2 separate regions of the Homo sapiens genome follow, and region 2 is linked to region 1. Evidence: chromatin loops called from intact Hi-C (ENCODE). Cell type or tissue: mesothelial cell of epicardium. All regions are shown on one strand.

Region 1 (5,000 bases):
GTCTGAGTTTTCTCCCTGTTGTCATTTTTGTAGAGGCAGTTCCAGCCCTACGTGCCCTCTCCCTGGGGTCCTCGTCCCTGGGCCTGGGTGTTTTGAGACACCAGCCCCACATTTGCCCTGTGCCCTTCCCTGTGTCCTGGTGGTGCTGTCCCGAGTGGTTGCCCTCTGACCCGTCCCCAGGGCTCAGTGATTGTGACCTGCTGCTCTGACGGGGCTCTCATATCTCCGCCCAGGGGTCTTCACCGAGTGCTACCGGAAGGACGAAGAGAGAGCCCAGAAACTGCTCACCCGCGTGTCCGAGGCCTGGGGGAAGACCACCTGCCTGCAGCTCGCCCTGGAGGCCAAGGACATGAAGTTTGTGTCTCACGGGGGCATCCAGGTGACCTCCCAAGAGCCCCTTCCAGAAACAGACGCCTGTGGTGCCTGCAGGGCGGACACAGCCTCCTGTTCGTGCAGTTGGCACGCACACTCACACAGGCTTCAGGGCCCTCAGCAGCTCGGGGACAGCGCCTGACCCCTCGGCCACCTGCTCCAGGCTCTGGCCTCCCATTTTGCAGATGGGGGGAAGCTAACATGAAGCAAAAGCAGGAGCTGGTGGCCATGGAGATCGCAATTCACCTCCCCATGGATGTTCCTACCTGGGAGCGGCAGGCAGAAGCCCAGGTGGCTCTGGGAACGGCGTCTGCCCTCTCTCCCTGGAGGGATAAGCGGGACACGGCGTGTCCTCCCTGGAGCAGCAGGGGCTCCCAGGCATGGCTGCCCTCAGCATCGCCCTGGAACCCCCGGCAGGGCCTGGCTCCCAGCGAGTGCCCCTTGCACGCTGGGCTTCCTTGGAGCGCCGAGCTATTGCCAAGTCCATGAGCTCCCGTCATGTCCTGGGCTGTGCCAGGCCTAGGGAGGCCTGGGGAAGGGTCCTGTCCCCCACTGCAGAGCTCAGAGGGGCCAGTGCTCTACAGCCTGCAACTGCGGGGCCTTCGAAGCCAGCAGAGATGGGGTCCCATAGCTTGAGGTCAGGTGAAAGGCGGGATTGGACACCCAAAGCCCCAGGGCAAGCTCTGTGTCTTCACCACTTTCTGCTGTGAGACTGCAGGCTAGCTCTGTCCACTAGGCACCCCGAGTCCTCAGCAGACAGCTGACGGGCACCATCTGGGGCACAGGGCTGGGCACTGCCATCCTGAGACTGCCCCCATCCGCAGGCCTTCCTGACCAAGGTGTGGTGGGGCCAGCTCTCCGTGGACAATGGGCTGTGGCGTGTGACCCTGTGCATGCTGGCCTTCCCGCTGCTCCTCACCGGCCTCATCTCCTTCAGGTGCTGCAGGGCTGCGGGGCTGCGGGACTGTGGGGCTGCGGGGCTGCGGGAGAGGCTCCTGGGGGCTCAGGATCTTCCCTAGATCCCCTCGCTGGGAGCAAGTCATGTGTCCTCAGAATTGTCCCTGGATCCTGGGGCTGTAGAGATGGGGGTGGGAAGCAGAGCAGGGCCCCACGTGCTGGAAGCACCTGCCTTGCCCCAGCCCCAGCACTGATCTCATGATGCTGATGAGCCCGTCCCTCAGCCACATCAGCCTGGGGTTGGGGAGGCCAGGAAAGATGGTCTCCTGCTCCTGCCGGCACTGTAGACCTGAGCCAGTCTGCGGCGTGGGCAGTTAGTGCAGGTCTGGGATGCGAGCAGCGAGCTGCGGCTGAGTGCCTCCCTGTCCTCGCAGCCGCAGAGCCTGTATTGATGGAATCGCTTTCCCTTATGAAGGAGGAGGACACGGCTGGCCATGGTTGAAGACCTGGCCTGGCCTGGTGTCCCCACCTGCACCTCCTCAGAGGCTTGCTGGGGCGTTGTGGGATCTGCTGTGTTTTACTGAGGGCTGGATGGAGGCTCAGGGTCTCCTGGGAGTCAGGGCAGATTCAAGACCCCAGCGAGGTGGCTGAGCCCCTTCTGCAACCCGCAGTCCACACTGCCTGCCTCCTTCCCTTTCTCCTCACGGCCAGGATGGGTACTTGAGTGTTCAGGAATCCTGGTGGGAAACTGAGGCAGGGAGGAGCGGCTCAGGTGTCCTAAAGCAGTGCTGGCTTCTCTCCTGCTCTCCCGAGGATGGCAGAGCCGTGTCACTGATGGCCGCCTCTGCTCCCGTTCCAGCGGCCCGGGGATAGGGACCTGGGATCAGGGCACACCACAGGGGGAGTGTGGTCAGCCCCACCCCCATTGAGGACGGCAAGGAAAGCCTGTCCCCATTTACAGGAGGGTGACTAAGGCCTGAGCGTCCACTGAGCACTGGGAGCTCTGAAGCTGGGGCCCACCCAAGGCTGGGCTTGGGGCAGGCTGGGCCTCCCTGTTTGCAGCCATTAAGGTCATGGCCATGGGCAGGGCGTCAGCGGGCATCCCTGTGTCCTCACTTTGCTGGGCTGTGGGGTCCAGCCCCACCCCGGTGGCTGTGTGTGAGGCTCCCAGGCTGTGCTGTGCCGGCTCCGCCTGTAGCTGCCGTTATGGCCCCGGATCCCTGAGTGCTTTTGCCTCTAAAAGCACATCTCTCTGAGGGGCACGGGGGATCACGGGGTGGCCAAAGCCTGTGGAGGTCAGGACCCTGGCCCTGGTGGTCACTGTCTCCTCTCTGCTGTGACGGCCGCAGGGAGAAGAGGCTGCAGGATGTGGGCACCCCCGCGGCCCGCGCCCGTGCCTTCTTCACCGCACCCGTGGTGGTCTTCCACCTGAACATCCTCTCCTACTTCGCCTTCCTCTGCCTGTTCGCCTACGTGCTCATGGTGGACTTCCAGCCTGTGCCCTCCTGGTGCGAGTGTGCCATCTACCTCTGGCTCTTCTCCTTGGTGTGCGAGGAGATGCGGCAGGTACAGCCCCACCCGCTTTTCCACGCCCCAGCCCGGGGCCACCCACTTGGCTGCATTCTCATAGGGGACCCATGGCTTAGAGCCCACCCCATCTAGCCTGCCCAGCTCCCTGCAAGCTGAGCAGAGCCGGTGTTTCCTCCCCAAAATGGGTGGCTGGGGCGCTGCCCTCCAAGCCCCTCCCTCCTCATGCCCCCTGCGCCTGCTTCCCTGCTTTCCCTCGGCCCAGGCATCCTTCCCTCCTGGAGACCGGCTGATCAGCTCAAGGTGGATGCCCTGACCTTGTGGACTATGAGTATGTCCCTTCCCCCAGGAAGAGCAGTGCAAGGTGTGGGGTCCCTAAGACCCCTCTCACGTTCAATAACGAGCCAGAAGGACCCACAGACGCTGGGGAGTGGCAATGCTCACTTATGGTTTATTAAGCAACAGTCTACAGACTAAACCAGCCAGGGGGAGGGACGCAGCTGCATCCAGGACAGCTCTGAGCCCAGGGCATCCGGCCAGTCCCTCCCTGTGGAGGTGTGGGTGGCACTCCATCCTCCCGGTGATGATGTGTGGCCTCATGCATGGAGGCACGTCCCCAGAGAGGCTCGCGGGCCTTGGTGTCTACTGGAGGTCAGTCACAGAGGCGAGGCTGACACCACATGGTTGACCTCAGTCTCCAGCCCTCCAAAGGTCAAACTGAAAACTGCCCGGGGCCCCACCCCAAATCACACTGTGGGACCACCTGGCATGGCCCAGGCCCCAGGAACAAAGACACCCTCATCAGGCGGACATTCCAAGGGCTCAGAGGCTATCTCCCTGGAGCTGGGCGAGGCCAAGCTGCCCCCCAGGTGGGGCGAATCCCTTACTGTGTGGGGTCTCCACTGTGCCCCCACGGTGCCTGCACCTGCTGGCAGCCGGTGAATGGGAACTAGGTCCTTGGAACCCTCAGGGCAGTGGTGAGGGGGTGGGGTCAGCCCACGGGGCAGTGGTCCTGGCTTAGACTTACCTCTGCTCTCTAACCTTGGTGGACCACCAGGCCCCCAGTTACCCCAGTTAGAAAGCAGTGTGCACTGTGTAAATACCACTGCCTACTGGGGCCCTGGGGGAGGCACCGGCGTCCCCAGGAAGGAAGATCAGGTCCAGGACTTGGCGGGGCCTGGGAGCTGTGCTGTGGCCCTGGCTCTGCTGGGCTCTCCTTGGCTCTCCTCTTGCCACAGGGCTTCTGCCACCAGACCCTCTCTACAAGGGGCCAGAGGCCTCCATGCACCCCCAGCCCCAGCCCCATGGGCAGCAGCCTGAGAGCAGAGGGGGCACTTCCTTCTCCCTGCATCTGTCTGTGATCCAGGGAGGGCCCTGGTTGGTCCTGCTGGTCACCTGCCCCACCTGTCCAGCTGCTGGGTCCTGGGGCCTGGGGCTAGGGAGGGTGTGGGGACTCCTGCCAAGTAGGCCAAATGGGGGCTCCCACAGCCCCTGCCAGGTCCTGCACTCTTGGCCTGCTAAAGAAACAGTGTGGCCCCTGACAGAACAAAGATCCTTGTGGGAAGGCAGCTGGCGCCTGACATTGAGGGCGCTGCTCCAACACACACACACATGCACACACATGCATACACATACAGGTACATGCACACACATGTACACATGCACACAAATGCACACACACATAGGCACACACACATACATACATGCATATGTACACACATACATGCACACACATGCACACAGTACACACATAGGCACACACATTCATGCATATGTATACACACATGCACACATGCACACACATGCATACACACATGCATACACATACATGCACACATATACACATGCATACACACATATGCATGGACACACATACATGCATATAGAGATGCACACACATGCATACACATATACATGCATGCACACATACAAATATACACAGATAAACACATGTATACACATGCACACACATGCATACACACATTACACGTGTGCATACACACAAATATACACATACATACACATGCACATACATATACAGCACACACATGCATACACACATACACATGTACACAATATACACATACACATATGCACACATACATACACACATGCACATACACATGCATACACACATACACATACACACATGCACATACACAAATATACACATCACCCAAGCACATATACACATATACATACAT
Region 2 (5,000 bases), 57 kb before region 1:
TATCTTTGTAGCGATCTTATTTAGGAATAAAATTGGAGGCAGGTTTGCCTGATGCATTTTCCAGCTGACTTTTCCCTTGACTTAGTGATTTTAAGGTCTTGAGCTTTATATTCCTTTCACACAGCTAAGCCTCAAACCATGTTTTAAAACTTTTTCCCCTTTCCCCTTTCCTCCTCCTCCACCCTAGTCTGAAGATGTAACTGAGACAAGCTGCTTGTGTTACCTTCCATCTTGAAATACAGCCTGGGAATGTGAACCTCCACTCCGTTCCCATCCTGTGCTCTCAGGCCTTATGCACATTTAGTTTACCTGGATGCCTGTTAAGCACACACCATGCTCACTTATCTGGTCATCTCTTTGCTTGGAAGCTTCAGGGGTCAGCTCCTGAAAGGGACCGGACACCTCATTCTGTCTCCAACAAGATTACTTCAAGGCCAGAACTCACTCTCGGCCTTGAAGTAATTGAGGACTAAACTCTGATTTTTCTTTTTTTATCTTGCCCAAATTCCTAAAGGGCATGGACAGTCATGCCCTACAAACCATAAATTCTCATCAGATGGGTTTTATTTAACCTTCTATATCGTGGTGTTGACAAAAAGAGTCAAACTCTGTAAAATATTTTAAGAGATTTATTCTGAGCCAGATATGAATGACCATGGCCCGTGACGCAGCCCTCAGGAAATCCTGAGAACATGTGTCCAAGGTGGTCGGGGCACAGCTTGGTTTTTTACTTTTTAGGAAGGCATGAGACAGCAATCTAATACATTTAAGAAATACGTTGGTTTGATTCAGAAAGGCGGGACAACTCAAAGTGGGGGCTTCCAGGCTATCGGTGAATTTAAACATTTTCTGGTTGACGGTTGAGTTTGTCTAAAGACCTGGGATCCATAGAAAGGAAATGCTCAGGTTCAGATAAAAGACTGTGGAGACCGCTGGGCACGGGGGCTCACGCCTGTAATCCCAGCACTTTGGGAGGCCGAGGCGGGCGGATCGCGAGGTCAGGAGATCGAGACCATCCTGGCTAACACGGTGAAACCCTGTCTCTACTAAAAATACAAAAAACAAACAAAAAAATTAGCTGGGCATGGGGGCGGGCGCCTGTAGTCCTAGCTACTCGGGAGGCTGAGGCAGGAGAATGGTGTGAGCCCGGGAGGCGGAGCTTGCAGTGAGCCGAGATTGCGCCACTGCACAGAAAAAAAGAAAAAAAAAGACTGTGGGGACCAAGGTTCTTTTGAAGTCTTTAATGGCTGCCCTTAGAGACAATCGATGACGAATGTTTCCTATTCACACCTTTAAAAGGTGCTAGACTCTCAGTTAATCTCGTCAGGATTGGGAGGGCCTGGAAGAAAAAGATCAAGCTATGTGAATAGAGATTCCTTCCAGATGCACATTTTCTCCCACAAAGGACGGCTTTGCAGGAGCGTCTCAAAATATGGCAGGAAACATGTTTCGGGGTAAAATATTTTGATTTTATTCCTTGTCATGTTATGCCAGAGTCAGATTGGAAAGTAAGTTATGACATATAGGGTTAAATAAAACCCGTCTGATGAGAATTTATGGTTTGTAGGGCATGACTCTCCATATCCCTTAGATAGGAATATAGGCAAGAAAAAAAATCAGAGCTGGCCAGGCGTGGTGACTCACACCTGTAATCCCAGCACTTTGGGAGGCCAAGACGGGCAGATCACGAGGTCAGGAGATTGAGACCATCCTGGCTAACATGGTGAAACCCCGTCTCTACTAAAAATACAAAAAATTACCTGGGCGTGGTGGTGGGCACCTGTAGTCCCAGCTACTTGGGAGGCTGAGGCAGGAGAATGGCGTGAACCTGGAGGGCGGAGCTTGGCAGTGAGCCGAGATCGCGCCACTGCACTCCAGCCTGGGCCACAGAGCGAGAATCCACCTCAAAAAAAAAAAAAAAAAAAATCAGAGCTTAGTCCTCAGGTTGGTGTAAGATGTGGGATGACAGAAAAGTCTCAGAGCAGTGCCTTCTGAGCTCTTCTACACCAAGCAGGCAGAATGTTCACTGCTAATGAGTCTGGAGCTGGTCCCCAGCAGTGGTAGGAAGCTTCCAACAGGCTCAGGCTGTGGGTGCTTGCAGGGGCACAGTGTGACGGCCACGGGCCTCAGAGCTCTGGTGGGCTCACGAAGGCTCCACTGGACCTACGTCACAGCCTTGGCCCCCTGCCCAGCCCTGGGCCTCCCTTCTTACAGGGGGTGAGTTAGGCACGCTGCTCCCCAGTAAATCTCAGGGGGCTACACACAGAGCCTGCTTCCCAGAGACACGCAGAGTGGGGGACACAGGAGCTTCCTGTCGAGTCTTTGAAGCAAGGCCACCACCGCCATCACCAGGCACACAGGGCCGACACCCGCTTTGTGGTTTCAGCCAGTGGGTCGGGGTTTCTGGCTTGCAGCTAGGGATACTGCTGAGGACAAGGTACCATGGATCAACCGCTGCTCCCTCCTGCCCTGACAGCTGGGAGCTCTGCAGGGCTCAGCAGGGCAGGCTCACCCCCAACTCATGCAAACGCTATCCTGATGACACCTGCTGCTGAGTCCCATGCGCCCCAGGCCCCGTCCTTGTCTCTTCTTTCCTCCACCACCTTCGCCCCATAGGTGACACCCCCAGTCCAGACCCCCTCCAGGCCGATACCCTAGTCACCTGCATTGCATAACAAATCACCCCCAGACTTAGCAGCTCACAATAGACATCGCTGTCTCCCGGTTTCTGAGGCTCAGGCATCTGGAGCAGCTGAGCTGCATGGCTGGGCTCAGCCTCCTGGGAGGGAAAGGGGGGCCGTCTCTGAGGACCTGGCTGAGGTCTCCTAGCTGCCCCACAAGCTGTCGGTGGGAGGCTTCGCTCCCTGCAACATGGCCTCTCACAACATGGCCTCCCAAGGAGTGAGGGATGAGGGGGGCAGGGAGAGGGGGAGAGGAGGAGAGGGAGACAAATGGAGAGTCAGCAAACATGTTCCGGAGCTGAAGTTTTCATGATCTCGGAGTGACCACCTCTCCCCTGCCCATGTTGCTGGCCTCGCCACCCACCTGGTACGACTCAGGGGCAGAACCTGGTCCACCCTGGAGGCTCTGGGCTCCACACCACATCCCTGAGGCAAACTTTGGAACTCCTCGGGTGGCAGGTGCAGCACACCCCTCCCAGATGCCCTTGGGAACTCGAATCTTCTCCCTTGGTCTCAGGAGCCAGTGCGGTGGGTAGCCTGCCTGACCCCCTGCTGACCGAGGACCTCCCCACCGGCTGGTGCTGCAGATGGTTCAGATTCCTGTGGCAGGTCAGAGCCAGGCCTGGGAGAAGGGACAGGCAGCACGTGTTGATTTACATTTTTTCAGTGTCCTGAGAGGTCTTCAGGCCTCGTGGTCATTTCCAGCTCCGTTCTCGTAATTGCCATTCTGGGAGCCATTGGCGCAAGGGCACCTGGCACAGAGAGTTTACAGTGGCCACGCTGGCTGCAGTCTTTACCCTGGCGTGGCATCCATCGCTGTCCTTTCACATTTTAAGAACAGTTCTGCTGTATATTTCCAGAATGCAGATGACTCTGTGGACTCCAGAGATGAAAAGAAACATGTCTGTTCCCTCAGCCTGAAGCCCTGCTCTAGACCAGGTGTCGGCAAACTGCAGCCCACTGGCTAGATTGGGCCCGCCATCTGTTTGCAAATAAAGGTTTTTCTTTCTTTCTTTCTTTCTTTTTGAGATGGAGTCTCACTCTGTCACCCAGGCTGGAGTGCAAGGGCCTGATCTTGGGTCACTGCAACCTCCCCATCCTGGGTTTAAGTGATTCTCCTGCCTCAGGCTCCTGAGTAGGTGGGACTATAGGTGTCAGGCCTCTGAGCCCAAGCTAAACCATCATATCCCCTGTGACCTGCACGTATACATCCAGATGGTCGGAAGTAACTGAAGAATCACAAAAGAAGTGAAAATGGCCTTAACTGATGACATTACCTTGATTCCTGCCTTAACTGATGACATTACCTTGTGAAATTCCTTCTCCTGGCTCAGAAGCTCCCCCACTGAGCATCTTGTGACCCCCACCCCTGCCCGCAAGAGAACAACCCCCTTTGACTGTAATTTTCCACAACCTACCCAAATCCTATAAAACAGCCCCACCCCTATCTCCCTTTGCTGACTCTCTTTTCGGACTCAGCCCACCTGCACCCAGGTGAAATAAACAGCCCTGTTGCTCACTCAAAGCCTGTTTGATGGTCTCTTCACACGGACACACGTGACAATAGGCATGCACCACCATGTTCGGCTAATTTTTTGTATTTTATTAGAGACAGGGTTTCACCATTTTGGCCAGGCTGATTTCAAACTCCTGGCCTCAACTAATCTGCCCGCCTCAGCCTCCCAAAGTGCTGGGATTACAGACGTGAGCCACCGTGCCCAGTCCGCAAAGTTTAATTAATATTAGTGCCCAGCTATACTGTATTTGTTCATTCTTGCATTGCTATTAAAAAACCCCTCAGATTGGGTAATTTATAAGGAAAGAGGCCTAACTGGCTTACGGTCCTGCAGGCTGTACAGGAGGCATGGTGGCTTCTGCTTCTGGGGAGGCTTCAGAAGCTTCCGATCATGATAGAAGGCAAAGCGGGCAGGTGTCTCACATGGCAGGAGTAAGAGAGAGAGACAGGGGCAGGTGCCACACACTTAAACGACCAGATCTTGCAAGAACTTACTCACTATTACGGGAACAGCACCAAGAGGATGGTGTTCAATCATTCATGAGAAATGCCTCCTTGATCCAATAACCTTCCACACTGTGGATTACAATTTTTTTGAGACAGAGTCTCGCTCTGTTGCCCAGGCTGGAGTTCAGTGGCACGATCTCGGTTCACAGCAACCTCTGTCTCCTGGGTTCAAGTGATTCTCCTACCTCAGCCTCCGAGTAGCTGGGATTACAGGCGCACACCACCACGCCTGGCTAATTTTTGTATTTTTAGTAGAGATGGGGTTTCACCATTGGACAAGGCTGGTCTTGAACTCC

The links. Hi-C counts contacts between places; a loop is a spot of excess contacts. Peaks named below come from ENCODE experiments on the same cell type or tissue, not always from the same donor. Only the 100,000 strongest peaks of a DNase experiment are listed, where the experiment ranks them.
Region 2: it touches region 1 in a loop (19-fold over the local background); 5 of 110 quality-filtered maps call a loop at or near these places.

What each region holds. Positions count from the first base shown.
Region 1 is chr21:44,399,063-44,404,062 of GRCh38, forward strand. TRPM2 (transient receptor potential cation channel subfamily M member 2) reads left to right here. Exons shown (of 32, transcript NM_003307.4): 14 at 234-379; 15 at 1,197-1,309; 16 at 2,619-2,835. Among named protein-coding and RNA genes, the nearest start is that of TRPM2-AS, 24 kb to the right of the region's middle. RefSeq lists an enhancer at 3,042-3,965. In mesothelial cell of epicardium, no CTCF peak of the experiment used is centred here; DNase peaks (open chromatin) are centred at 269, 1,529, 2,239 and 2,549.
Region 2 is chr21:44,342,477-44,347,476 of GRCh38, forward strand. No RefSeq gene overlaps it. Among named protein-coding and RNA genes, the nearest start is that of CFAP410, 5.6 kb to the left of the region's middle. RefSeq lists enhancers at 1-241, 984-1,539, 2,662-3,164. In mesothelial cell of epicardium, no CTCF peak of the experiment used is centred here; no DNase peak of the experiment used is centred here.